Regions from separate parts of the Homo sapiens genome. Here regions 2 and 3 are each linked to region 1. The links are chromatin loops, found by intact Hi-C in ENCODE. Cell type or tissue: heart left ventricle. All regions are shown on one strand. Links, peaks and the distances in the headings refer to the core of each region. The heading gives the core; the rest is flanking DNA.

Evidence for each region. Hi-C counts contacts between places; a loop is a spot of excess contacts. Peaks named below come from ENCODE experiments on the same cell type or tissue, not always from the same donor. Only the 100,000 strongest peaks of a DNase experiment are listed, where the experiment ranks them.
Region 2: a loop joins it to region 1, with 13 times the contacts of the local background. A loop is called at or near these places in 35 of 110 quality-filtered maps.
Region 3: a loop joins it to region 1, with 3 times the contacts of the local background. A loop is called at or near these places in 24 of 110 quality-filtered maps.

What each region holds. Positions count from the first base shown.
Region 1 is chr10:14,494,432-14,504,421 of GRCh38, forward strand. No RefSeq gene overlaps it. Among named protein-coding and RNA genes, the nearest start is that of MIR1265, 63 kb to the left of the region's middle. In heart left ventricle, for the core only: a CTCF peak has its summit at 4,680 (motif pointing right); a DNase peak (open chromatin) is centred at 4,700; H3K4me3 peaks cover 244 bases; H3K27ac peaks cover 311 bases.
Region 2 is chr10:15,103,418-15,113,407 of GRCh38, forward strand. NMT2 (N-myristoyltransferase 2) reads right to left here. Exons shown (of 12, transcript NM_004808.3): 10 at 9,379-9,546; 11 at 6,285-6,422; 12 at 2,353-5,798. The coding sequence ends at 5,778. It overlaps RPP38 (ribonuclease P/MRP subunit p38), which reads left to right. Exons shown (of 3, transcript NM_183005.5): 3 at 1-840. The coding sequence ends at 749. LOC105376431 (a long non-coding RNA gene) reads left to right here and starts at 8,111. Exons shown (of 2, transcript XR_930693.4): 1 at 8,111-8,369. In heart left ventricle, for the core only: CTCF peaks have their summits at 3,175 (motif pointing left) and 3,385; a DNase peak (open chromatin) is centred at 3,154.
Region 3 is chr10:14,966,421-14,976,410 of GRCh38, forward strand. It overlaps MEIG1 (meiosis/spermiogenesis associated 1), which reads left to right. Exons shown (of 3, transcript NM_001080836.3): 2 at 20-186; 3 at 6,093-6,437. The coding sequence starts at 49. The coding sequence ends at 6,221. Among named protein-coding and RNA genes, the nearest start is that of MEIG1, 12 kb to the left of the region's middle. In heart left ventricle, for the core only: a CTCF peak has its summit at 5,661 (motif pointing left); a DNase peak (open chromatin) is centred at 5,649.

The DNA of each region.
Region 1 (9,990 bases), core at 3,598-6,097:
TTTTTAAATTAATAAACTTTATTTTTTAGAGTGGTTTTAGGTTCACAGAAAAAAAAAAAAAGGCAACTCTTTCATTTCATTTTCCAAATGTTTGTTGCCAGTATATAAAAAGACAATAGATTTTCTTATATTGGTATTATACCCATAATCCTGATAAACTTTTTATTAAATCTAATAAGTTTTATACAAATTTGTTTCTATTTCCTATATATACATCATGACATCTACAAATAATAACAATTTTGTTTCTTTACAATCCTTATACTTTTATTTTTCTTGCCTTACTGTACTTTCTAAGACCTCCATTATAATGATTATTAGAGATCTCAGCCAGGCACGGTGACTCAGGCCTGTCATCCCAGCAGTTTGGGAGGCCAAGGTGAGAGGACTGCTTGAGCCCAGGAGTTCAAGACAAGTCTAGGCAACATGGGGAAATCCCATCTCCACAAAAAAGACAAAAGTAGCCAGGTGTGGTGGTGCACGCCCGGTTGTCAGCTACTCTGGAGGCTGAGGTGGGAGGATTGCTTGAGCCCAGAGATTGCAATGAGCCAAGATCACATCACCACACTCCAGCCTGGGCAACAGAGTGAGACCCACTCTCAAAAAAAAAAAAAAAAAAGAAAGAAAGAAAGAAAAAGAAAAGAAAAAAGATTGTTAGGACCCTTCCATCATTATTCATCTAAAAAGAAATATTTTCACCTTTTCACCATTAAGAATGACAACTGTGGCAGAATTTATGATTTGTTTTGTTTTGTTTATTTTTTAGGTATAAGTTATGTTAAGTGAATTAGTTTGAGAAGGATTTTATTAAAAATCACATGTGATATTGAATTTTATTAAATATTTGTCTATATCTATTGAAATAATCATATAATTTTTCTCCCTTAATCAAATACTTTAGAAAATTACGTTAACTGATGCTCAAAGTCACGCTAGCCTTGCATTCCTGGAATACACAGACTTCATTATGATCATCCCTTTGAGATGTTGCTGGATTTGGTTTGGCAATATATTGCCTAGAATTCTTGCATTCATGATCCTAAGTGTGGTCAGCCAGTAATTTTCCTGTCTTCTACTATCCTTGGTAGGTTTTGGCATCAAGATTTTGGAAGCCTCAAATTGAGGTGAGGAGTGTTTCCTCTCCTGCTGTACTCAAGAATAGTTTGTGAAAAATTGGAATTATTTTTTCTGGACTTTCTGGTAGAACCTGCCTTTGAAACTACCTTTGCCTAGACTTTTAAGATTGTTTTTGACTACTGTTTGATCTCTTTGAAGCATATATTATGTTTTTAAATTTTGGGTTTGTAATGTTATATTTACTCCCTGACTACAAATTATCTCATATAAAAAAAATTTTCATTAGCAGCTAAAAGAACACCACAGGAGGGCCTTAAGCTTCAAGCTTTTGAATGTAGAATTTTTGTTCAGGAGAATCACAGGAGCGATGAGCTAGCTCTGTCCAGAATTGAAAGCAGGTGATGACCAAAAAAAGAAAGAAGCCAGAGAACAAGGAAGATAGTTTCCAATGTTATTGATTGTATAAATCTCAGTTCATCATCCCAAAGAAAAAAAGATTTCATGCTCCACCTACCTAACTCATCTACCAAAAAGAGAGAATCGCCCATCACTAGGCTCTTCTTTTTAACTTACTTCTGGGCAACGCAACCCCTTTTTTCTTCTCTGCATTTATTTGATTTTAAATTGCATGAGCAATTTACATTAATATTTCTCTGTAGCATTCACAGTTTTCTGCTGGATTGGTCCAGGTCCAATTTATAAGCATGGAAACTGATTTCCAAAATCAATTAAGTGGCTCCAAGGAATGAGACTGCAGAGCCAAGATGCGAATCTGAGAATCCTAGGATTGGAAGGGACCTCAGAAATCATTTGGTGGCTTTTGTTGTACCATTGAGAAGGTCAATAGGGAACAGCCAGTGAGGGACAGAGCCCCAGCCAGAATCAAGGGTTTGACTGCTAGGTCAGCTTCCATTACCCGGAGAGATTTGCCCCCAATAGGAGTCACTTCACTGTTGCTTTTTAAAGATCTTTAAGGAGGGAAATGCTTGCTTTTGTGCAAAGTGTGCATAGTGATAGTTTACAGTTTCAAATCTCTAAGTCAATAACAGGAACATTTCCCCATATAGTGACCCTTGGTTGAAAAGGCAAGTTCAACCACTGTGGAAGACACTATGACGAGTCCTCAAAGATTTAGAACCAGAAATCTCATTTGACCCAGCAGTCCCATTACTGGGTATATACCCAAAGGAATATAAATCATTCTATTATAAAGACACATGCACACGTATGTTCATTGCAGCACTATTCACAGTAGCAAAGACATGAAATCAACCCAAATTCCCATCCATGATAGACTGGATAAAGAAAATGCAGTACATATACACCATGGAATACTATGCAGCCATAGAAAGGAATGAGATCATGTCTTTTGCAGGGACATGGATGAAGCTGGAAGCCATTATCCTCAGCAAACTAACGCAGGAACAGAAAACCAAACACCGCTTGTTCTCACTTTTAAGTGGGCACTGAACAATGAGAACACATGGACAGTGAGAGGAACAACACACACTGGGGCCTGTCGGGGGAGGCTGGGGAGGGGAGAGCATTCAGAAAAATAGCTAATGCATGCTGGGCTTAATACCTAGGTGATGGATTGATAGGTGCAGCAAACCATCGTGGCATGTGTTTACCTATGTAGCTACACATCCTCCACATGTATCCCAGAATTTAAAATTAAATTGAATTTAAAATTAAATTATATTAAAAAGAAAAGGCAGAAGCAATTATTAGTTAGCAGAGAAAGTGGCCTAAAATCACAAAGAAGAAAACGCTTGTGCATAAATGAATACTTCATACTCTAAATCTGTTTACATTTTATGAAGAACTTTTCAAAGGATCTGCTGGCTCATGTTTCTCTGATGTTTTATAGTTTACAGAGCAGTTTCTCCTGTGCTGTTTCATTTACTACAATTCAGCAAACCTTTATTTAGTTGAGACGGCTGCAGCTGTTTACCAAGGCCCTTGCCATGTGTGCAGGGAGACAAACATGTATACAACCTCTATCGTGCCTGACAGGCATGACACTTTCGAATGAGGCTTCCAGCACTGGCAGTGGGAAAGCAGTTGCACCACGTGGGTGTCAGGAGCAGTCTCACGGGCAGGATGCTTGAGTCAGCTCATCTGCAATTGGTGAGATTTCACCAGGAGGCCATGAAAAGGCCGACCCACCAGATGCGAAGGGAGGGAAGGTGCTGCATTGCCCGGGAGGAAGCAGCATGGCAGTGTGGCCGAGTGGGTAAAGGCGCGGGCTCCATAGTCAGAGACCTGGGTTTCAGTTCCAGGCTGCTATTTTTTTTTTTTTTTTTTTTTTTGAGACGGAGTCTCGCTCTGTCGCCCAGGCTGGAGTGCAGTGGCGCGATCCCGGCTCACTGCAAGCTCCAAATTCCGGGCTGCTATGTACTAGTTGTGTGACCTTAGACATATTCCTTTACTTCTCTCTGCCTCAGTTTCCCTGTAGATAAATGGGGGAGGGGTAATAACACAACATCACTCTTAAGATGAATATGCAAATTGATCTATAAAGCACTGAGCAAAATACTTGGCACATGGTAAATGTTACCTGTTGTTGTATCAGAAAACCATAAGTAGCTTGAGGAAGCTGGCTGGCGTGATTGGTACCGTAGCTTCCATGACAGAGCAATTGAACCTTATGGTATTGACAAGGAAGAAAGTTTCTCTGCAAGTTGGTAAGAGGCTCAGATTTGTGTTTTAGGAAAGAACTGGCCTATTATGAAAGGAGAGCGATTGGAAGCAAGGAATGGAGGAGGTGGGACTTCTATTAGTCACTGTGAGAAATGGCTTCATGCTTTGTCCATTGTGTGTGTGTGTTCATGCAAGTGCACGGGTGTGTGTGAGTGTGTGATTTCTATTTTCCCCATAGAATGTCATCTCCCCCATGGCAGGAGCCCTGGCTTCCTTACACTCCCAGGGCTCCTGCGCCTGGTACCCATGTGCTGGATGAATGAATGTGTGAAACTGCAATTCTCGCAATACTTGACCGTGGGCAGGAGCGGGACGGCGAGTAGGTTTTACAGATGAGGAAAACCACACCAGGAGTCTCCATGACTTCCTCACTGCCCTCACAGTAAGAGGCAGCACTGGGCCTAGAAAAGGGGACTTTTTACTCTTTGTGCCTGAACCTATCATATCAAACTGAGAGGTGTAATCATAATGCTTACTGCTCATGATTTGAACTAGTTCACCTCAGACCAAGAACAGAATATTAGAACTCAATAAATTAATAAACAAATTATAATTATTGTTTTTATAGCGATGGAATGGAGTCTCACTATGTTGCCCAGACTGGTCTCAAATTCCTGGGCTCAAGCCATCCTCCCACCTCAGCCTCCCAAAGTGCTTGAATTATAGGTGTGAGCCAACACGCTTAGCTAACTTTTTAAATTTTTTGTAGAGATGGGAAGGGAGTGGGGGGGGTCTTGCTATGTTCTCCAGGCTGGTCTCGAACTTCTGGCCTCAAGCAACCCTCCCGCCTTAGCCTCCCAAAGTGCTGGGATTACAGGCATGAGCCACTGTGCCCAGCCTATGAATTGCGATTCTAATTTTAAAAACTAAGACGTTCTGCTGGTGCACACTAGATGGCAGCAACGCGCATCATTTTAAGGACGGTGAAAGTAGCGGCCGCATCCCTTGGTAGGGTCTGTATAGCCCTGGCCCTCGGCTAGGGCTGGGTTTTATTATTTCATGTAAGCTTCCCAACCTCTCAGTATTGCAGATACTTAGCAGAAAGGATTAAGTCCCGAGTTGCCGAAGCCTAACGTCACCAACCTTGCTATTGCCAAGAGCAGGCATGGAAAGGTTTTCCTTCCTCTCTGGAGGCCAGCAATTGACTATCTTGCCCAGTCATAAAAGAAGACACTTAGGAGAAGCCTTGATTCCTAGAAACGGCTGAATTAGGCGTTCTTGCTGCAGGGACAAAGGCTTCCTCCGGGCCTTAGAACGGGCCGAGAAAACCTACCATCTGCCTTCCTCGCCGGGAAGGCACCTTGACTTTGGCTGGGCTGGGCCAGCCCTGGACACACTGATGACAAGCGACGCCTGCCAGTGCCCAGCTCCCTCTTTCCAGGCCCTGTCATTTAATGGCAAATATTTATTGAGGGCCTACTATGCGCCAGGCCTTATGTCCCAGCCTCCAACCCCACATGCTTCACCCCCACACTGTCTGTCACTGACCATCCTCCTGTCCCAGGCTCCTCATGGCTCCTGACTGGCTTCCCCACCGCCTGGTCCCACTTCTCCGTTGCCAAGCCAAAAGGGGTTGTCCCAGCTGTACCCAATGCTTGAGGATGTATTAAGGTATCTCTGCCAGGTAGAAAAGGGTAAATGCGTTGTCTTTCCCCAGACAACAGCATGTTGAAATTTTACCGCTACACAGTGGTTGGGACTTTAAAGGTTAATGCAGGGCTGGGCGCAGTGGCTTATGCCTGTAATCCCAGCACTTTGGGAGGCCCAGGGGGGTGGATCACCTGAGGTCAGAAGTTTGAGACCAGCCTGGCCAATAAGGTGAAACCCCGTATCTACTAAAAATACAAAAATTAGCCAGGCATGGTGGCATGGTGGCACATGCCTGTAATCCCAGCTACTTGGGAGGCTGAGGCAGGAGAATCGCTTGAACCTGGGAGGCAGAGGTTGCAGTGAGCTGAGATCGTGCCATTGCACTCCAGCCTGGGCAACAAGAGTGAAACTCCGTCTCAAAAAAAAAAAAAGGTTAACACGGTAGGATTTTAGAAGAGGCATTTGAGGGCAGCTGGACGTTATGGCTTCAAATCATACCACGTGGTGAGGGGTTGTATCTAGGATGGCCCTGGCCCTGCACGTTGGGTGTGTGAGCAACACTGCAGCCACTCTGCCCCACCCCAGAGCCTGTGACTGAGCCTGGACTTCCTGAACTTCATAAATAAGTGTAGATAACAAATATAAACAAAAGAACAGCAATCATCATCATCACTAATGTTTACTAAGCACTTTACATGAATCTCCTCTAACACTTTTTTTTTTCAACAGGACATCTCCCTCTGACACCCAGGCTGGAGTGCAGTGGTGCAATCGTGGCTCACTGCAGCCTCAACTTCCTGGACTCAAGCAATCCTCCCACCTCATCCTCTCAAGTGGCTGGGACTACAGGCCGGTGCCACCACATCTGGCTAAATTTTTTTTATTTTTTGTAGAGACAGGGTCTCACTATGTTGCCCAGGCTGGTCTGGAACTCCTGGCCTCAAGTGATCCTCTCATCTCGGCCTCCCAAAGTGCTGAGATTGCAGGCATAAGCCACTATACCTACCCTACTCCTTTAACTCTTACAACGGCTCAATGAGGCAAACAAAATCATTATGCCCATTTTATTTTACTTTTTATTTTTTGAGATGGAGTCTTGCCCTGTTGTCCAGGCTGGAGTTAAATGGTGCAATCTCGGCTCACTACAACCTCTGCCCCCTGGGTTCAAGTGATTCTTGTGTCTCAGCCTCCTGAATAGCTGGGATTACAGGCGCGTAACATTATGCCTGGCTACTTGTTGTATTTTTAGTAGAGACGGGGTTTCGCCCTGTTGGCCAGGCTGGCTTCGAACTCCTGACCTCAAGTGATCCACCTGCCTCGGCCTCCCAAAGTACTGGGATTACAGATGTGAGCAACCATGCCTGGTCAGTTACGCCCATTTTACAGATGAGAAAACTGGGGCCAAAGCATTTATTTTCCCAGAATCACAAAGCTAGAAAGCGATGGGACTATGATTCAAATCCAAGTTCTCTGATTCCAGAGCCTGTGCTCCTTATTCTATTGCCCACTCAATTTTTCCCCCAAAATCCAAGCCAACATCCAATGTGAATTCCATCTGACCTTGGTTATGGAAAGCAGCCCCCTCCCCGACACCCCCCCCACCCCTGCTCCCACACACACAGCCATTCTATTGAAGGAGACTAGCCCCAGATGCCCCCTGGCTTCTTGCTGTCAGTAGTGAGAATTAGTCCAACAGTTGGAGAAAAGAAGCCACCGATAACTGAGAGTTGGCTATTGCCTTCGTTCTCTGCATTTTGCTCTTGTAAAAAGCAATGTGTGTGTGTGGAGCCTCTAAGTATGTCCATATGGTGACATAGACAAGACCGCGGTACTTGCTTGTGACAACTGGATCTGACCTTCCCTGGAACTCTTAGGAAAATGTAAATTGCTCTTTCGTGGCCCCAACAGCACATTTTGTACCCACTTTGGTCAAGGTCACTATACAAGGAGGATCCTGGCATGCTGGGAACACTTGCTTACCTTGGGGCCTCCCAAGAATCAGCCCATGGATGGAGACTCTGCCCTACTCACTTTTTATTCTCATGCCGACTAGCACAAGGCAGGTACTCGATGTGTGTCAGTTGACACAAAATAAAGTGAGCATGTCCTAGGGAGGTGAGACAATGGGAAAAGGTGGGTCTCCTCTTGACTCTCATCACCCTTGCTGCCTGGGGTTCCTGTTCCTCCACCTCACTTCCCTGGGGCCTCCCAGTCTGTCTTGCCTCATTGTTCTGTCCCAGGGAGAGAGGGGTGACAATGTCCTAGAGCCAAAGCCATCCCGTGCAAAATCAGGTAGGAGGAAAGTACATACAGTGCTACCCAAAGGGCCAGCCCAGCCTGGAGGAATATGATGCTTTGGGGAGGTACCTGGGGATCCTGTATAGGCAACATAAGCCATGATGGAAAATAAAGTAATACAAGCAGTAACCTCCAAGACAGAAAATTGATTCATTAGTGCCTCTAGTTTGCATGACTATGGAAAAGAACCCTCCCGGCTGAATAACCAGTTATGATCAGCAGTTAAGACCTCTCTTTTGTTTTGTTTGTAAGAAGACCTCTCTTTTGTTTTGTTTTGTTTGTAAGAAGAAGAGAAGAAAGAGAGGAGGGAAGAGAGGGAGGGCAAGTCAATGAGTTGTGCTGAGGATGAGAGGAGAGATTTATCTTTAAGACTAATAGCTTGTCAATGAGAGCTAGCCTGCCTTTGAGCAGCAGCAATAGCCTGCCTTTGAGATCAGCCAAGTCCCTATTATATATTAAATTCCCTTGCCTGAAAAATAAATTGTGGAAGAAAAAGGGAAATTATGTACATTCCATTTTATGGGAATCAGACTTGTCCGTGATCTTCCCGTCTGTCTAGTGGTTTCCACTTGGCTGGATTTATTGGCATGACTTGCCTTGTGGGTTCACTCTCACTGGGCTCCTGCCTCTTTAGGGGGCTAAAAGTCTTTGTGGGCCCTGCAACAATATGAAAGAGGTCTCTTCCATGCAGACCCATCACCGTGTCCACAGAGAGAACCCATGGGCAGTGTTCTGAGATTGCAGGGTGGCATCTTCCAGCACATAGGTAAGTAACAAGCTTTGTGGTAAATTTGCAATGCAAAATAACCACTTACCAGCTGCCAGAGTAGATACGTTTTACTTTTAAGTAAAATATTAAGTAAATACAGATATTTACTTAAATATCTGTAGTGCCTAACTGGAGTTGCTTTGAATTTCTTGAAAGGATTCAAGCCTTGATTTATTTATTTTTATTTTTTGGCTGTGGAAAGACAACGGTCTCCAAGTCCCTTTCAGAAGGAAATCAATACCCCAGAGTTAATACTCCCTTTCTTTGAGGGAATGATATATCTAAACAAGAGAAAAAATATATTTTTCAGCAAATCTTGACCACAAAATTCATCTGCTCAAGGCTTTAGGTCAATTCATTCATCATGGGCAATTTATGAACCAATGAAGTCAGCCAGCTGGGGGGCAAATCAGGATGGAATAAAGTTATGCATTATTTTTGTATTTGTTCAAAGTAAAAATAACTTTTGGAGGGCCTATGGTGTTAAAATATCAGGTTCAACGTAGAAGTTTCCTCTCTGCTCTTATTTTCCACCATTCAAGACTGCAAACAATATGCTTTGAAAGAAAGAATGACTTTTGGAAAAATTGACTTTCGGAAAAATTGACTTTTACAAGGCATACAGTCTAGCGAAAAGCAGAGTGGAATATAGATAAGTTCAAGTTATCTCCCTGCATGTTTTATGGGAGATAGATTATTGATTGTGTCTTATATTTTTGTTCAAGCCCCTTGTCAATCAAGTGCCCTATAGATTATCCTTTGAGAGAACACAATACTATTGATTCTCCTAGACCAAGCTTCAAACATTGGAATTTTGATAGAGATGGCATTGAATCTGTAGGTTGCTTTGGATAGTATGGCCATTTTAACAATATTAATTCTTCTAATCCATGAACAGGATATCTTTCCATTTATTTTCAATTTCTTTCTTTTTCAATTTCTTTCATCATTGTTTTATAAATTTCAGTGTACAAATCTTTCACCTCCTTGGTTAAATTTATTCCTAAGTATCTTCTCTTTTTTTGCAGCTATTGTAAATGGGATTATTCCCTTGATTTCTTTTTCAGATAGTTCACTGTTAGTGTATAGAAATGCTACTGTTGTGTGTTGATTTTGTATCACGCAGCTTTACCGAGTTTGTTTATTAGCTGTAACAGTTTTTTGGTAAAATCTGTAAGATTTTCTATATATAAGATCATTTTCTCACCAATGGTTATCTTACTTTTTATTTCTTCCCTTTGTCTAATAACTCTGGCAAAGACTTCCAATAATATGTTGCATATGGCAAGAAGTGGGCATCTTTGTCTTATTGCAGATCTTAGAGAAAAGGCTTTCAGTTTTTTACTGTTGCACAAAATGTTAGGTGTGAGCTTCTCATATATGGCCTTTATAATATTGAGGTACATTCCTTCTGCACCTAGTTTGGTAAGAGTTTTTCTTTCTTTCTTTCTTTTTCAAATTATTACTTCTTGCAAACAAGGCTACTCCATAGGCAACGTGCACAGAGTAGCTGGTACGCATCTTTTTTAATCATGAAAGAATGTTGAATTTTG
Region 2 (9,990 bases), core at 2,149-4,648, 610 kb after region 1:
CTCTGGAGAGCGAGGATATGCACTTCATCCTACAGACGCTTGAGGACAGGCTTAAAGCTATTGGACTTCAGAAGATTGAAGATAAGAAGAAAAAGAACAAAACACCTTTTCTGAAAAAAGAAAGCAGAGAGAAATGCAGCATTGCTGTTGATATTAGTGAGAATCTGAAGGAGAAGAAAACAGATGCTAAGCAGCAAGTGTCAGGGTGGACGCCTGCACACGTCAGGAAGCAGCTTGCCATTGGCGTTAACGAAGTTACCAGAGCCCTGGAAAGGAGGGAACTGCTGTTAGTTCTGGTGTGTAAATCAGTCAAGCCTGCCATGATCACCTCACACTTGATTCAGTTAAGCCTAAGCAGAAGTGTCCCTGCCTGTCAGGTCCCCCGGCTCAGTGAGAGAATCGCCCCCGTCATTGGCTTAAAATGTGTTCTAGCCTTGGCGTTCAAAAAGAACACCACTGACTTTGTGGACGAAGTAAGAGCCATCATCCCCAGAGTCCCCAGTTTAAGTGTACCATGGCTTCAAGACAGAATTGAAGATTCTGGGGAAAATTTAGAGACTGAACCTCTGGAAAGCCAAGACAGAGAGCTTTTGGACACTTCATTTGAAGATCTGTCAAAACCTAAGAGAAAGCTTGCTGACGGTCGGCAGGCTTCTGTAACATTACAACCCCTTAAAATAAAGAAACTGATTCCAAACCCTAATAAGATAAGGAAACCACCCAAAAGTAAAAAAGCTACTCCAAAGTAATCTTGCATAAACTTGTCATGTCATACAGTTTGTGAAAGGACACCTTGTAAAGAAGCCTTGAAACTAATAAAATGAGTTATACTTACATAGATTCATAGGGTCCTGTTTGGTAATATTCAAATGTGTAAGACTCTTTGTAACTATGGCACAGATATACTAAGTGCAGGAAATATTCAAAATTAGGAATAGCCAAACAGACATTTATTGAAACTAGTGTTCATGCGTGTGTAAATTGACTTTTTCTTTTTCTTTTTTTTTTTTTTGAGACAGTTTCACTCTTGTTGTCCAGGCTGGAGTGCAATGGTGCGGTCTCAGCTCACTGCAACCTCCTCCTCACGGGTTCAAGCAATTCTCCTGCCTCAGCTTCCCAAGTATCTGGGACTACAGGTGCGCACCACCATGCCTAGCTAAGTTTTGTATTTTTAGTAGACACGGGGTTTTACCATGTTGGCCAGGATGGTTTCCGTCTCTTGACCTCGTGATTTGCCCACGTCAGCCTCCCAAAGTGCTAGGATTACAGCTGCGAGCCACCGTGCCTGGCCTTTTTTTTTTTTTTTTTGAGACAGAGTTTCGTTCTGTCGCCAAGGCAGGAGTGCAGCGGCGCAATCTCGGCTCACTGCACCCTCCACCACCCAGATTCAACGATTCTCCTGTCTCAGCCGCCTGAGTAGCTGGGATTGCAGGTGCCCACCACCACACCCAGCTCATTTTTTTGTATTTTTAGTAGAGATGGGGTTTCACCATGTTGGTCAGGCTGGTCTCGAACTGACCTCGTGATCCACCTGCCTTGTCCTCCCAAAGTGCTGAGATGACAGACGTGAGCAGCCGCGTCCAGCCTAAATTGACTTTTTCAAAGGCTGGTAGAGTGCCTGTGAGCAAGAATATCTGTGTCATACAACGCTTAGCATTTTCCTATCAAACCTGGAAAATGTACCACAGTAAATGTTCTAGTCAGTCAGGTAGATGGAACTGAATTGGGGAAGCATTATCAGTTTTAAAGGAAAGATCCCAAATGCCAAGCAATCCATTGTCTTCAGAAGCAACACATCATTTTTCACTTCATGTCAATTTGACTTTTAGGAAGGAATAGACATGAGCTTGGGAGAAAGACTTAATATTTAGAGAAAAAATATCAAAAATATAGAAAAAGTCAGATAAGGTTATTTTGACTGGGTACAGTTCACCCCCATTACGTGATTCACTTACCTCCTTGGAAATCTAACGTATAAAAGGTATGATGGTAATTGGATGAAATGTGGCCAAAAGATTAAAAAAACTGAGGAGCTTGGGTTCTCAGAGGTGGGTGTGTGACAAGAGTCCTTCAGGTTAGGAGATGGAGCATAACCGATGCTCTGTTAGAGTGTCTGCTGTTTACAGTGTGTATGGAAAAGTTACTTTCTGTAATTTAGAAGGAAGGTATTTACTAAAGATTTTTCCAGCTGAAAGTCTGGCTGACTCATGGATTATGCCATCTCTCGATTTAAATTTTACTTAGTGCCATCTTGGCCAAAAAGAAGAAAAAAAGATACCTTATTGAATAGAACATTTTCATTATAGACAAAGTACAGTACAATGCAGTTTTAAATCTACAAGAAACTATCCATTGCATTTCAATTTAGTTTTAATAGCTACTTCATAAGCAAGCAGTTTAATTCTCGAAAATGTTAATTAGTAATCTGCTTCAATTATGGAGGCAAATGTAGTTATTATTCTATTTAAAAGTGGTTAATAATTTGATAACAAATTATGTAAATGACTCTTTAAAGGAGCAGTGTAACTGTCACCGTGAGGTAAGCTCATGACAAAGTTTCCAACTGGCAATGCTGCAGTTATTTATTTTACTTTCGAGATAGAGTCTCACTCTGTTGCCCAGGCTGGAGTGCAGTGGTGTGATCCCGGCTCACTGCAACCCCGCCTCCTGGGTTCAAGCGATTCTCCTGCCTCAGCCTCCTGAATAGCTGGGATTACAGGTGCACACCCCCATGTCCGGCTAGTTTTTGTAATTTTAGTAGAGATAGGGCTTCACCATGTTGGCCAGGCTGGTCTCAAGACTCCTGACCTCAAGTGATCTGCTCACCTTGGCCTCCCAAAGTGCAGGGATTACAGGTGTGAGCCACCGTGCCTGGCTGATTCTGCAATTATTTGAAAACCTACTTTGTATAGACTTTGTGGCATGAAAATGAGTGGGAAGTAAAGTCCTAAATTAGAGCCTTGACTCCAGGTTAAGTCAAAATCTCATTTACTTAATGCTGGTATCTCAAACCCTGTTCCAGTGAATGAGGACTGTTTTGTTTCTTGAAGCCTTTCTCCTGTTAAGAAAGAACGCTAATGCAATTAGGGTGGAACCATCTGAAATTCCAAGTCTTCCATTATCTCCAAGAGAGGTCCTATATTATGTACTACTGTGGGGCCCAGTCGCCCTCTGGTGGTAGTCTCAGGGATGTCACAGCTGTGGGTTGGTCTTTAGAATCACGGCAACCTATAGAAAGGAGAGTTCCAACTCCTTCGTAGTGACCAAGGTCAACAAACTTTCTGTAAAAGACCAGAGAGTGAATATCTTAGGCTTTGCAGGCCACACAATCTGTCACAACAACTCAACTCAGCTTTGTAGTGTGAAGCAGCCATAGGCAATATGTAAATGAAAGTGGCTGTGGCCAAGAGTGGTGGCTCATGTCTATAATCCCAGTACTTTGGGAGGCCAAGGCAGAAGGATCACTTGAGGCCAGGAGTTAAAGACCAGCACGGGAAACATAGCAAGACCTTGTCTCTACAAAAAATGAAAAACTTAGCCAGGCGTGGTGGTATGCACGCCCAGCTAGTTCTTTTTCTTCAAAAAGACGCTGAAGCAGGAGGATCATTTTAACCCAGGAGTTTGGGGCTGCAGTGAGCTGTTGACTGTGCCACTGTATTCTAGCCTGGACAATAGAGTGAGACCCTGTCCTAAAAAAAAAAAAAAAAAAAGTATGGCTATGTTCCAATAAAACCTTATTGAGGGACACCGGAATTTGAATTTTGTGTAATTTGCACATGTCACAAAATGATGTCATTTTTTGGCTTTTTCTCCTCAACCATTCCAGAAAATAAAAACATTCTTAGCCTGTGGGCTACACAAAAATAAGCAATGGGCTGGATTTAGCCCACAGGCCATAGTTTGGTGGCCCCTGCCTGGGATAAGATATGATTGGTTTCACTGGACTCATAACTTGAAGGAAATGCCATCATGTCTAAAACAATTAACTTCTGCACTGAACTTCCTAGGCACTGGCCCAGTAAAAGCAGGGAAAAGTATCTACTTTTGTTTTTTGAGACGGAGTCTTGCACTGTCACCCAGGCTGGAGTGCAGTGGCACGATCTTGGCTCACTGCAACTTCCGCCTCCTGGGTTCAAGTGATTCTCCTGCCTCAGCCTCCTAGCAGCTGGGATTACAGGCACCCGCCACCACACCCAGCTAGTTCTTTTTGAATTTTTAGTAGAGATGGGGTTTCACCATGTTGGCCAGGCTGGTCTCGAACCCCTGACCTCAAATGTTTCGCCCGCCTTGGCCTCCCAAAGTGCTGGGATTACAGGCGTGAGCCACCACACCCAGCCAAGGCATCTACTTTGTGGTATCTGAGTTGAGGCCAGGCTACGTGGCCTCGGTTAGCATCTTATTTTTCCCGCAGATTATTGGCAATATAAACACACATCTGTAAGCCATGAAAGTTTTTCAAATTCTAGATTAAAAACACCATCAGTAACAAAATTATGAATACTTATTTACAAATAAGACATTTTCCATTAGCATGACACATGACAGTTTTCATGATAAAATCAGCATAGAGGAGTATGTGCAATTTTGCATAAGTAATAAAAACATTCAAACTATCAATGCCCTGATAGCACGAATAAGTTCCACCAGGCATCTCTTTTGACTTTACAGTTTTTTATTTCCTTTTCTTCATATATCCTTGATGTTGCTGAGAAGAAACTGAACTTTGCACAACAGCAGAAAAGTCTAGTTAGTCGCGGGTACAGGCTCTTTCTTTTTTTTTTTTTTTGAGACGGAGTCTCACGCTCTGTCACCCAGGCTGGAGTGCAGTGGCTCGATCTCGGCTCACTGCAACCTCACCTCTCAGGTTCAAGCGATTCTCCTGCCTCAGCCTCCCAAGCAGCTGGGACTACAGGCACACGCCACCACGCCCGGCTAATTTTTGTATTTTTAGTAGAGATGGGGTTTCACTATGTTGGCCAGAATGGTCTCGATCTCCTGACCTCATGATCTGCCCACCTTGGCCTCCCAAAGTGCTGGGATTACAGGCGTGAGCCACCACGCCCGGCCTCAGGCTCTTTCAGAGAGCACAGTGAGTGCTTGCACAAAACTCTGCTTTTGAAGCAATCCACTGACCTGGTAAAGATCAAAGTACAAACTTGCATGTTTATTGATTCGGCAACTCTGCTTATGGAGAAATACATGTACTAGTCACCAGTACATTTTAATATTGCTCTGCACTTAAACAACCACCACCTGTCACTGAGCTACAGAAGTGTTGATTCCATAAATGTTCCCAGTGATACCATGTAAGGTGATACCAGTAAAAAAAATTTCCAAATGGATCTTTTGTTCTGTTACATGGACAAATGTACCATCACTTAAGAAACAGAAATGCAGCAATTTCTCTCCACACAATAGCAAAGATTTTCTTACATGACTCTGTAACTTCTACTTAGTCCATAGAAAAACAGTCCCTTTTCTAAGGGTGAAAAAATACCTCTTCAAGAGACAGGCAAAAATTTGAAAATTACAAGAATGTGCTCTTTGTAGCCTTTCATCCCTCCCACAAATAGGTCAACAGTAAAAAAAGGATGAAGTTTAACATTCTAGCTAGAAACGTACAAATGTCACATGTGGACTTTTGTCATCTTTTCTGATTATCGACTACTTCAATTTCACTTGAGTTGTGCTTTTATTCTTCTTTGGAATGGCAGTTCCAGAAATCATTAAATATTAACAAATGATGATGTCAGAGTTCTAGAAATAAAAATATCCATCTATTGTAGTACTAGTCCAACCTGAAGGGAGGGAAGAAATGGAATAGTAAGAAAAATTAGATTGCAATGTAGTACAATAGATCTGTCTTTCTAAAAGCTGTCTTAAGGCTCAGCTCACACCTGTAATCCCGGCACTTTGGGAGGCCAAGGCAGGCGGATCACCTGAGGTCAGGAGTTTGAGACCAGCCTGGCCAACATGGTCAAACCCCATCTCTACTAAAAATGAAAAAATTAGCCAGGCATGGTGGTGGATGTAATCCCAGCTACTCGGGAGGCTGAGGCAGGAGAATCACTTGAACCTGGGAGGCGGAGGTTGCAGTGAGCTGAGATCATGCCATTGCACTCCAGCCTGGGGGACAGAGCGAGACTTCATCTCAAAAAAATAAATAAATAAATAAATAAAATGAACAAAAATAAAATAAAGCTGTCTTAAGTCTAAGTGAAGCAAGTATGAAATTGTCTAGGTACATTTGTTGAGTTTACAAGGGCTATATCCATTTCACTTACCTTTTCAGAATCTGTACCTGGACACCTCCAATTGTACAGGTAATACTGCAAATTGCCATCTCCTATACCAAACTTGAGTTTTTCCAAGAATGTCTTATTTTCCATCAAATCCAGTGCATTGAATACATCAAATCCTTTCTGCCAATTTAAAAAAGATTTAAAATTTAAAACAAAGGACTAGTGTTTTCTGTATTACATATCTCAGTTTAACAATTCTACTAATAGCTCGAATATGCATTTCTAATAGGATTTAACGTCCGTGATATATAGCATAGGTTAAGAATTCAGGGCCGGATGCTGTGGCTCATGCCTATAATCCCAGCACTTTGGTAGGCTGAGGTGGGTGGATCACTTGAGGTCAGGAGTTCGAGACCAGCCTGACCAACATGGCGAAACCCCATCTCTACTAAAAATAACAAAAATAAGCCAGATGTGGTGGCGCACACCTGCAGTCCCAGCTACTCAGGAGGCTGAGGCAGGAGAACTGCTTGAGCCTGGGAGGTAGAGGTGGCAGTGAGCCGAGATTGTGCCACGGCACTCCAGCCTGAGCGACAGAGTGAGACTTTTTTTTTTTCTTTCTTTAAAAAGAGGAAGAATTCAGTTGAAAATTGTCTTATAAAACTAGCAGTGTGGCTGGATGTGGTGGCTCACGCCTGTAATCCCAGCACTTTGGGAGGCCAAGGTGGGAGGCTCACTGGAGCCCAGGAATTTGAAACCAGCCTGGGCATAGGCTGTAGGTATAGGTGTAGGTGTAGGTACAGGACATTGTCTCTACAAAAATAAAAAGATTGACTCGGCATGGTGGTGTGTGCCTGTGGACCCAGCTACACAGGAGGCTGAGGCAGGATTGCATAAGCCGAAGAGGTCGAGGCTGCAGTGAGCTGTGATTGTGCCAGTGCACTTAAACCTGAGCAACAGAGTGAGCGCCTGTCTCAAAAAACAAACAAACTATAGTGAATCCAATGAAGTCAGCATGAAAATTCAGAAACGCTGAATCCCAAAAATGTTAAAAATGTAGTATGATGGCTGTCACTGGCATAAAATTACTTATGAAGATTTCAGAAAATATTTTATTTATGTTTTATTTATTTATTTTTAAATTTTTTTGAGATGGAGTCTCACTCTGTCATCCAGGCTGGAATACAGTGGCATGATGTCGGCTCACTGCAACCTCCACCTCCCAGATTTAAGCAATTCTCCTGCCTCAAACTTCCTAGTAGCTGGCATTACAGGTGTGCACCTCCATGCCCAGCTAATTTCTTTGTATTTTTAGTAGAGACCGGGTTTCACCGTGTTGGCCAGGCTGGTCTTGAACTCCGACCTCAAGTGATCCACCTGCCTTGGCCTTCCAAAGTGCTGGGATTACAGGCATGAGCCACTGCACCCAGCCTCGTTCTTGTTTTAGAAGGGAACAGTTGTCAAGATGGTTTCATCTCCAGGATTATTAATTATTAGCCTTTCTAAGTCCTACCTTGGCTGAAGCTATTGCCCAGGGACCAAAGTTGTAAAGACTTTAAATAGTATGCAGGCCGGGCGTGGTGGCTCACGCCTGTAATCCCCGCACTTTGGGAGGCCGCAGCAGGTGGATCACCTGAGGTCAGGAGTTCGAGACCAGCCGGGTCAATATGATGAAACCCTGTCTCTACTAAAAATACAAAAATTAGCCAGGTGTGGTGGCACACACCTATAGTCCCAGCTACTCTGGAGGCTGAGACAAGAGAATCACTTGAACATGGGAAGCAGAGGTTGCAGTGAGCCGAGACTGTGCCACTGCACTCCAGCCTGGGTAACACAGCAAGACTCATCTCAAAAAAAAAAAAAAAAAAAAAAGTATAAAAAAATAGTATGTTTGCTTTGGGCTGATAATGGGAAATATATTTATGTAAAATTTTAATGGTAAAAAATTAAATTTCTTTAAAATGTCAGACAATAATACTATGCAAAATGTGATATAGAAGAAGCACTTTTTATTTTTATTTCTCAGGGTTTTTACCTTAAATAACTAATTACTGGCCATATTTGGGAAGTGTTGAAAAAAAGCAGACAATCTGAGGATGATGTTGACTTGGGGATCCAAAGGCACAGGTAAGAGATTTTTATTTTATTTTATTTTAATTAATTAATTAATTTGAGACAGGGTCTCACTCTGTGGCCCAGGCTGGAATGCAATGGTGCAATCTCGGCTCACTGCAACCGCCAACTCCCAGGTTCAAGTAATCCTCTTGCCTCAGCCTCCCGAGTAGCTGGGATTACAGGTGTGTGCTATCACACCCTGCTAATTTTTGTATTTTTAGTAGAGACAGGGTTTCACCATGTAGACTGGCTACAATTAAATTTTGAATTTCATTCCTTTAATTTTAAAATTCAGAGACTATTTGGTTGAATAAAAAAATTGCTGCTAGTTATTCACTCAACAAAAATATTCACTCATGTATTAATATTTTCCTTATATTACTTCCTAAGATATGGGCTTTATATATATATATATATATATATATATATATATATATATATATTTTTTTTTTTTTTTTTTTTTTTTTTTTTTTTTTTGAGACAGTTTCTGTCACCCAGGCTGGAGTGCAGTGGTGCAATCTCAGCTCCATTGCAACCTCTGCCTCCCAGGTTCAAGCAATTCTCCTGCCTCAGCCTCCCGAGTAGCTGGGATTACAGGCACACACCACGAAGCCTGGCTAACTTTTGTATTTTTAGTAGAGACGAGGTTTCACCATATTAACCAGGCTGGTCTTAAACTCCTAACCTCAGGTGATCCACCCATCTCGGCCTCCCAAAGTGTTGGGATTACAAGCCTGAGCCACCATGCCCAGCCTTATATATTCTTATATAAGGATTAAACATTTATAATTTGTACATTTTGTCTTTTTTGTTAAACTGCCATAAAATTAATGATGAAAATAGCCTCTAAAGTTTCAAAAGAAACTCTTATCAAAATTCTTCCTTTGACTGATGATCAATAGTTTTTTTAAAGTCTCGCATAAATTCCACCTGTGTGGAAGAAAACACAGTAAGATGTCTTCTATAGTTTGGCACAGACATTTGGAGAACCAAACGGCGTGAACAGGAAGGAGTGGCTTACCGATTTAGCCAGGATGAGCGCGTCGCTCATGAGGTCCAGCAGGGGCGTCTCTGTGTGGATGTTGTAGAATGAGTAGGCGGCTTTGAGGCTCTTGTGAGCAGGGTGGTGCATCACCGTGGAGGGGAGCGTATAGAAGCTCAGGAAATCAGTCAGTTTACCGTTGGGGCTCTAGGAGCAAAAGTGCTGTCAGACAGAGATCTCCTTGAACCAACTGCATACGTGCATTTCCACTAACTCTGTTCTCTCCCTTGCCCCAGAGAACGAAAAGCAGTAAGTCACACTTCTTTCTCGGCAGTCCAATTTGGGGCCCCTTATATTGTGCTGTGTAGAGGCCAAGAAGGGCCTGGAGTTGGGACTTCAGCCTAAGTGCCCATTGGTGATTTGCACAAAGTTCTTAGGAAGCAGAATGTCATGCCTGTAATCCCAGCACTTTGGGAGGATGAGGCGTGTGGATCATGAGGTCAGGAGTTCGAGACCAGCCTGACCAACATGGTGAAACCCCATCTCTACTAAAGATATGAAAACTTAGCCAGGTGTGGTGGCGCACACCTGTAATCCCAGCTACTTGGGAGGCTGAGGCTGGAGAATCGCTTGAACCCCAGAGGCGGAGGT
Region 3 (9,990 bases), core at 4,551-7,050, 470 kb after region 1:
TTGTTTTAACATCTTTCAGATATTATTGATAATAAGGCCTCTGTAACCATGGCTAGTTCTGACGTAAAACCAAAATCAGTAAGTCATGCCAAAAAATGGTCAGAAGAGATAGAAAATCTGTACAGATTTCAACAAGCAGGATATCGGGATGAAACCGAATATAGACAAGTGAAACAAGTTTCTATGGTAAGATTTCTGTCTCTACAAACCTCAACTCGAAATGTATTTCTCAGATGCTGAAAAGTATTTTATAAACAACCAGAGAATAACTGAAGGAAATTCGACTCCAACTCTCTCATTTTATTTGTTTTCTTTTATTTACTTTTATTTTATTTTTTGAGACAGAGTCTCATTCTGTCACCCAGGCTGGAGTGCAGTGACGCAATCTCGGCACACTCCACCTCCCGGATTCAAGGGATTCTCTTGCCTCAGCCTCGTGAGTAGCTGGGATCACAGGCGTGCACCACCACGCCTGGCTAATTTTTGTATTTTTGTAGAGACGGGATTTTGCCGTGTTTGGCCAGGCTGGTCTTGAACTCCTGACCTCAAGTGATCCACGCGCCTAAGCCTTCCAGAGTGCTAGGATTACAGGCAATAGCCAGGACGCCCAGCCAGACTCTCTCATCTTATTAACGGGGAGAGGCCCAGAAGAATGATTTGCAGGCAGAGTGGGAGAAGAGGTGGTCGTTTAGCTGGGCACATTCAGAATTTTCTCTTTTATTGAGCAACTGTGCTCTGCTAAATGAATCTTTTGCGGTAGACCACAAAAAAAAAGCTTTTTTCCTCACTCAGGTGATTTCATTATCAGATAATCAGTATGTTGGGTAACTATTATTTCCCTCCTGTTACTTTTTATTTTAACCATGAATTAGAAAGAGGTTAAAATCCTGTGGTTTTTGGGGCAATTATACCTTACAAACAAAAGTGTTAGAACAACTCGTGACTTTGATAGTATATCCCAGGCTTTCCTGAGAGGGTAGAGACCTAGCTTTGCTTTATGAAGGCTAGACCAAAGTCTAGATTTGGCTCCCGTTTATACAGTGTGGTTCTTCTTAACTTATTTATTCTCTTGGCTACTAAGATATTTTTTTTTTTTTTTTTTGAGACAGAGTCTCACTCTGTCACCCAGGCTGGAGTGCACTGGCGCAATCTCGGCTCAGTGCAACCTCCACCTCCCGGGTTCAAGTGATTCTTAAGAGACGTGTTTTTACAAATTCAGTTCACCCCTGAACAACACAGGGACTAGGGGCTTCAATGCTTCATGCCGTCAAAAATTTGTGTATAACTTTTGACTCCCCAAAACAACTACTAGTAACCTAGTGTTAACAGAAACTCTTGCCCATAAGGTGAATAATTGATCAACCCAGGAATACACTAATATCTTGATATATTTTATGCATTCATGACAAACCTTTTCTTAATTATTTTTGATATTTATAGTCTGTGTGGTTTGCAACTTTTTTCAAATCGTTGCAAATCTCAAAAAAAATTTCAACAAATTTTTTGAAAACAATCCATGTATATATGGACTCCCCAAGTTCAAACTTGCATTGGTCAAGGGTCAACTGTATTGTAAAATATGACATAGTATTCATAAATATATTTTAATTTTTAGATTTGGGATTATAACAGTGTTTATTAACTCAGTTGTTTATTTTTATTTTTTACTAACTCATCATTTTTCAGATTCTAATGTGTAGATTTTGCAGATCACTATAAGCTCTTCTTTTTCTTTTATTCTATTCTTTGACCTCTACTTAAAAATTCCTTTAAAAGTACATAGGAGGCTGGGAGTGGTGGCTCACGCCTGCAATCCCAGCCCTTTGGGAGGCCGAGGTAGGCAGATCACTTGAGGTAATGAGTTTGAGACCAGCCTAGCCAACATGGTGAAACCCTGTCTCTACTAAAAATACAAAAATTAGCCGGGCATGGTGGCATGCACCTGTAGTCCCAACTACTTGGGAGGCTGAGGCAGGAGAATCACTTGAGCCCAGGAGGCAGAGGTTGCAGTTAGCTGAGATCACACCATTACACTACAGCCTGGGCAACAAAGCGAAACCCCATCTCAAATAAATAAATTAATTAATTAAATTAAAATTTTAAAAGTACATAGGAAAAATAATGGAGGCAATACGGAACTATCATGTTATTACCTCTTTAATAGACATTAATTTAATGACATTATTGTGGTTAACAATAGAATTTAAAATACTGATCAAGTGAAGATTGATTACTGTGACTTCCATGTATCTGTCTTCTCAACCATTATACTCTATCCCCATTGCCAAGGATAATTTTCATTACTATATCATCTATGGCTTTTAAACAGAAAAAACAGAAGCATTATCATTTTTATGCTGTTTAAAATAAGCTTTGGGCTGGGCGTGTTGGCTCACACCTGTAATCCCAGCAGTTTGGGAGGCCGAGGCAGGTGGATCATCTGAGGTTGGGAGTTTGAGACCAGCCTGACCAATATGGAGAAACCCTATCTCTGCTAAAAATACAAAACTTGCCAGGCATGGTGGCACATGCCTGTAATCCTAGCTATTCGGGAGGCCGAGGCAGGAGAATCACTTGAAACCAGGAGGTGGAGGTTGTAGTGAGCCGAGATCACGCCATTGCACTCCAGCCTGGGCAACAAGAGTGAAACTCCATCTCAAATAAATAAATAAATAAAATAAGTTTCATACCCTGCCTTAAGATTGGGATGCCCCTAAAGATACACAAGCCTCAGACTCATAGGCGGCCAGCTGTGGTGGCTTACGCCTCTAAGCCCAGTGCTTTGGGAGGCTGAGGGTGAAGGATTGCTTGAGGCCAGGATTTTGAGACCAGTCTGGGTGACATAGTGAGAACCCATTTCTACAAAAAACTTTTTTTAATTAGCCAGGCATGGTGGAGTGTCTCTGTAGTCCCAGCTACTGGGAGGCTCAGGTGGGAGGATTGCTTGAGTGCAGGAGATCGAGGCTGCAGTGACCTGTGATCACATCACTGCACACCAGCCTGGGTGAGAGAGCAAGACCCTGTCTCAAAAAAAAAAAAAGAAAAAAGGAAAAAAGAAAAGAAAGTTGTCACAAGAATTAAATGTAATCACATGTTTGAAGTGCCTGACATTATAGTGCTCATAATTTGTTGGGCTGGGCACAGTGGCTCACGCCTGTAATCCTAGCACTTTGGGAGGCAGAGGCGGGCCGTTCACCTGCAGTCAGGAGTTAGAGACCAGCCTGGCCAACATGGTGAAACCCTGTCTCTACTAAAAATACACAAAATTAGCCGGGCATGGTGGTGCACACATGTAATCCCAGCTACTAGGGAGGCTGAGGCAGGAGAATCACTTGAACCCGGGAGGGGGAGGTTACAGTAAGCTGAGATCATGCCACTGCACTCCAGCCTGGGCGACAGAGCGAGACTCCCCCACAAAAAATTTGTTGACTGAAGGAACAGCAAGTGTTTAGTAAATGATACCTTTTATTAATCTCATCATCTTAGATTCTAAAATAAGTAACAAGAACAATAAAACCTTACACAAATCGAAGTATATGTTCCTTAACAAAAAGAAGCACAGGGATTTAGAGGAAAACAAAATCACTTCCTTCCAGGGACAATCCCCAGAGAGGGCTTAGTGTCCCCAGTGGCATTTGCAGTGGGTCTTCAGGGACGGATAGGATGGTGACTGAAGGCTTGCTTTGGGTGGGATGTTTCTCCCAGTGTGCAGTGGTTTGAGGTTTGAGAGAAGCTGTTTTTCATTACCTGGTGGTATAGTGCTTGCTGACCTTCCCTCCTGAGGGGAAAGTCCTTGAACTTGAGGATCTCATTCCATTCCACCACAGGCAAGAAAGTTTCCCAGATCAAATGGAAATGATCAAGTTGAAAGTCAAGAAGAAAAGAAAGTTCAGAGATGCCAAGGGACATCAAAAGGAAAAATGTCTAGAAGTCAACAAGCAAAGGAGCAACTTAGCTGTCCTAAGGATTGTCCCATATCAAGTAGCTCAGCTCCAGATGTTCGGAAGAGGCATTGGTTGTACTGTTTTCTCACCGGATCAGATGGCTTTCAGATAATCTGCTCCTGGCCCCAGGAGGGAAGAGGGCTGTAATGGAGTCTTGAGAACACCTCCTTTCCCTGCCAAAGGTATTGGAAGCCACACAGGCAGGTGTGGCCTCAGTGGTGGAAAGGACTGCTGGTTTTCTGTAATGTATGTCAGAAGGCCTGCCAAGGCTTCTCAGATATGCTGTTACCTATTCTCGCTAATTCATAAGTAAATGAGATGACACAAAAAATGAAGATGTGTTATTAGAAAGTAAAAGACATGTGGACACAGATGGTATATTCATCTCCTCTTCCTACTGAAAGCTGAGATTTATTCATGGGGAACAGAAAAGGTGCAGGACTACCTGTATAGAAGGTGTTGAAGAACAGGATTTGGAGAAAGGGTGCAGGACTGCCTGTATAGATGGTGTTGAAGAGCAGGATTTGGTTTTCTACAACCTAGATAATGAGTTTTTGGTTATGATAAAGTGCATCTCACAAAATCTGAAAGGAACATATTTGACAGTGGTGAAATACATTAACCTGGCCAGGAAGGGATAACATTGAAGAGGAAGTGGAGAGACAGATCTCCAAATTAGATCAAGCCAAATGAAAAAGTAGATAAACCAATATGGTATACAAGAAGGAATGGTAGGAGATGACTGGGGACAGTGGCTCACACCTGCAATCCCAACACTTTGGAAAGCCAAGACAGGAGGATCATTTGAGACCAGGAGTTTGAGACCAACCTCGGCAACATATAATAATAATGATAATAATAATAATAATAATAACAACAATAAAGAATGGTAGAAGAAATTAAAAAAAAGATTTTTGACACTTTGGGAAGCCAAGGTAGGAGGACTGCTTTAGGCCAGGAGTTTGAGACCAGCCTGGGCAACATAGTGAGACCCTGTCTCTACAAAAAAAAAAAAGAAAAATAGAAAACTTATCTGGGCATGGTGGTGCTTACCTGTAGTTCTAACTACTCGGGAGGCAGAGGCTGGAGGATCCCCTGAGCCCAGGAGGTTGAGGCTGTAGTGAGCTATGATCACAACACCGCACTACAGCCTCGGAGACAGAGTGAGACCCTGTTTCAAAAAAAAAAATGGATTTCAAGGTGAACTTGAAATTGGGGCAGAAGGAAATGCATATACACTTTTGGATAGTTCTTGAGTTGCTTGCTTTATTCACTGTGTATTCATCAACAATCAGCAGGCAGCACTTACAAAATGGAGCCTGGGCTTAGCCCTAATTTCCTCCTGTGGTATTAATTTTAGAAGTTAGAATGTTTAAAATCTTTTGTAAACATAAGAGAAATGAAGTTTAGATTACTTGGAATGTTTTGTCTTATCTTGGCCACAGTATTGAAATTTAAATCTAGAAATTGGAGCTGGGTGCAGTGGCTCAGGCCTGTAATTCCAGCACTTGGGAGGCCGAGCTGGGAGGATCACTTGACTACAGCAGTTCCAGGACAGCTTGGGCAATGTAGCAAGACTCTGTCTCCAAAATAAAACAAAATAAAATAAACCTAGAAATTGGGCTCTAGAGAAAAGCACTGAATTAGTTGTCTTTTTTTTTTTTTTCCGAGGCAGGGTCTTGTTCTGTCACCCAGGCTGGAGTGCAGTGGCGCCATCTAGAGTCACTGCAACCCCTGCCTCCAGAGTTCAATGGATTCTTCTGCCTCAGCCCCCTGAGTACCTGGGATTATAGGCACCTACCACCACACCCAGCTAATTTTTGTATTTTTAGTAGAGGCATTGTTTCACCATGTTGGCCAGGTTGGTCTTGAACTCCTGACCTCAATTGATCCACCTGCCTCAGCCTCCCAGAGTGCTGGGATTACAGGCATGAGCTACTGCACTCGGCCTGAATTAGTTATCTTACAGCATAAGGCTGCAATGTAAGATGTGTCTTGTGGGTATCATACTTTAAAAGCTCAAGCATTCTAAAATCTAATCTTATACTTTGTTTCTGTAAGTCATACTTTTTAACTATTTGATAGTAAAATATGAGATAAAAATCAACCCTCCATTGTAACGTTTGTACTCTGGTTCTTGATGTGCAGGTAGATCGTTGGCCGGAGACAGGATATGTGAAGAAACTTCAGAGAAGGGACAATACGTTCTATTACTACAACAAACAGAGGGAATGTGATGACAAAGAAGTCCACAAAGTGAAAATTTATGCTTACTAGCCTGTCTTCTTTGTATTACTTGTCAATTATATTTTAAGTATTCATCATTTCCTTCTACATCATGTGTTTGTCATTTGATGAAATAATTCAAGATGCAGTCTGCAGTTTAATGTTTTGTGAAACACAAAAGCCATGAGAATTGGTATCTGCTAATCACCTTGTCCTGTTCTAAGAACTGGCTGCAGATGCATTAAAGTTGTACTTTCTTGGTCCTGCTCTTTTTGTCCATTTTATTTTATTTTGAGACAGAGTCTCGCTCTGTCGCCCAGGCTGGAGTGCAGTGGTGCAATCTCGATTCACTGCAACCTCTGCCTCCCGGGTTCAAGTGATTCTCATGCCTCAGCCTCCCAAGTAGCTAGAATTACAGGTGTGCACTACCATACCCATCTAATTTTTATATATTTAATAGAGATATGATTTCATCACGTTGGCCAGGGTGGTCTCAAACTCCTGACCTCAAGTGATCTGCCCGCCTCAGCCTCCCAAAGTGCTGGCATTTCAGGTGTGAGCCACCACACCTGGCCTCTGTCCATAATAACTGTGGTGTGATCACCATTAAGTATGGGAAAACACCTTTGAAATCATCCCAATGGTTAGACTAGTGACATATTTTCTTATAGCAGATAGTCTTAGTGCTCCACCTATACCCATTCCTGGCATTTATGTCTTTACTAGAACATTGCTTTGAGATGCCAGATATGGGTCTTGTGGCCCAAGGTCTTTCTCTTGCCCCTGGAGTCCTTTGCCTCTTGCTGGGCAAACTGGAAGTGTCAAGGAATAATGCCCCCCATGGAAGAAGTCCTCCACTAGTGACTGCTGGGAAGTAGTGATAGAAATCTCCCAGCAGGCTGGGCACAGTGACCCACACCTAAAATCCTAGCACTTTGGGAGGCCGAGGAGGGTGAATCATGAGGTCAGGAAATCAAGACCATCCTGGCTAGCAGGGTGAAACCCTGTCTCTACTAAAAAATACAAAAAATTAGCTGGGAGTGGTGGCGGCTGCCTGTAGTCCCAGCTGCTCAGAAGGCTGAGGCAGGAGAATGGTGTGAACCCAGGAGGCAGAGCTTGCAGTGAGCCAAGATCCCGCCACTGCACTCCAGCCTGGGCGACAGAGGGAGACTCCATCTCAAAAAAAAAAAAAAAAAGAAAACTATAAAGATCTTTGCCTACTTACTAATGATGAAAAGTATGGTCATAGAATATGGTAATGTACAGTTGCATGACCTTGAGCTAACAACTTAGGATTGCAGCCTCAGGATTTACATTTGTAAAGTGAAGAGCCAGCGCTTTGACGGACTAAGGCCATGGGAATCACGTGCTTATTTCAGGGCTATCGGGATCAAAGGGAGTATACATATGATAGGCCTTACACAGTCTCTCGTATAATTGTGCTGGACTTTCTTCTTTTTCCCTGAATAACCTCAGAGACCTTGTTAACGTTTGTGGCCTTCTGAGCTCCCCTCTTTAATCCTTCCAAGAGAGCTTCCCTGTCTGGGTTTAGCCTTTGCATATCCTCTCTTTCATGTGGGTCCATCTGGGGGTTGGTTCCTGGTAACTGGGTCCTTCCATACTCTTGGGGGTTTTGACAATCAGCTGGTGCATATTCCTCTAGCCACTTAGTTGCTGCTTGGAGCCCTCTCCGCCTTTCATCTCTGTTAAAGAGGAACATGAGCAACCGGTGGCAATCAGCCCAGGTGGGGTTGTGGGTCTGGATAACAGTTTGGAGCAAATCAATTAGGGCTTGTGGCTTTTCGGTAGAGGGCGGTGTATTGTTTTCCCAGTTGAGAAGGTCGGCAGAGGTGAAGGCCTGGTACCCAAAAACACGCCTCTCCACTACGTGACCATCCTCCTCTATCCCAGTATACCGCTGCTCTCTCAGGGGCATTTGGATCCCCGTTTTGGGTCGTAAACCAGCTGTCGAGGGAGGGGTGGAATGGCACAATGTGACTTACCGCGATTAATGGTATCAATTATTAATTGAGACTAATAACTATCAATATTAATAACTGATCATATAATTCTTAAAATCAATAGCGATAATAATGATAATTCACATTAAAGAGTTATACTCACGATAACAATAAATGATTAATATTAATGATTAATGACACCTGATATTAATAACTGATATTGATCTTATTCATTAGAAAACAGTCATATTAGCTCTTAATAATTAATATTAATATTAATAATCTGAACACTTTATGAGCAATGATTTCTTAATATTAATATCAATATTGGTAATAGATATTCATGTTAATAATAAATGAGGATGAATTAATACTAATAGTACACCTAAAACCTCAGTGGGTGTACACCCACCTGTGATATTGTTCATAATGTCCAGGAAGGGAGAGAGCATGATATTACGTTCAATATCGCAGTAGCTGTACACCCACCCGGTGATATTGATCCGAATCTCATCTCCAGGGGATGGCGTATGACGTTACTCCCAATATAGCACTGGGTGCGCATCCACCCGGTGATGTTCCTCCTCATATTCACGGAAAAAGAGAATGCTATTACTCCCGGTATCACAGGAAATGTACACCCTTTCTGTGACATTGTTCCTAATATCCGGAGGGGGAGAGGGTGATATTACTCCCAATATCGCAGGCTGTGTACACCCACCCTCTGATATTGTTCCTAGTAGCCAGGAAGGGAGAGGACGATATGACTCCCCAGACAGCAGGAGGTGTACACCCATCCTGGGATATTCTTCCTAATATCCATGGAGAGGAGAGGCTGATATGACTCCCAATATGGCAGGGGGTCTACATCCAGTCTATGATATTGTTCTTAACATTCAAAGGTGGAGAGGTTAATATTACTCCCAATATCACAGAAAGTGTACAAACCCGTGTACTATTGTTGCTATTATCCAGAAGAGGAGAAGATGATAATACCCCCCATACCGCAGGAGGTGTACACCCACTCTGTGATATTTTTTGTAATGTGCAGGGCGGGGGAGGATAATATTCTTCTTAATAACGCAGGGTGTGTACAGCCCCCCTGTGATATGATCCTTAATATTCCAAGGGGGAGAGGATAACCCTACTCCCAATAGCACAGAAAGCGTACACCACCCCAGGGATATTGTTCCCATGATCCAGGAGAGAAGAGGATGATGTTACTTTCAATATCGCATGGGATGGACACGCCCCCAGTGATATTGGTCCTAATTTCAACATGGGAGAGGACGATACTACACCCAATGCCGCTGGGGGCAGAAACACTCCCGTGATATTGTTCTTAATATCCAGGGGGAAGAGGATGCTATTACTGCAAATAGTACAGAGGATGTGCACCCGTCTGTGACATAGTTGGTAATTTCCAGAGGCAGAGAAGATATTACTGACAATAACGTCAACACGCTGTGACCACCGTGGATCCTAATATCCAGGGGGGGACCGGGGGGTGATATTACTCCCCGCATCGCGGGGGGCGTCCGCCCCCTTGCGACGGGAATCGTAATACCCAGGTGGGGAGAGGGGGTTGATATTACTCCCCGATTTTTCCTAGGATCTTTTCTCTACTGCCATCCTGGGTTCACACCCTGGGACATTATTTTCCATATTCTAGCAAGATGCCACTAGTAAAGTCACCGGGGTATACACCCTGCTGCATTATTCATAATATTAATTACATATTATTCATCGGGGAATATTAATCCTGATGTCACAGGACCGTACACACTGTGAAGTTATTCCCAGTATCCTAGCGGGACATTAAGAATAATGTCACAATGTGTGTATACCTTGTGGTGTTA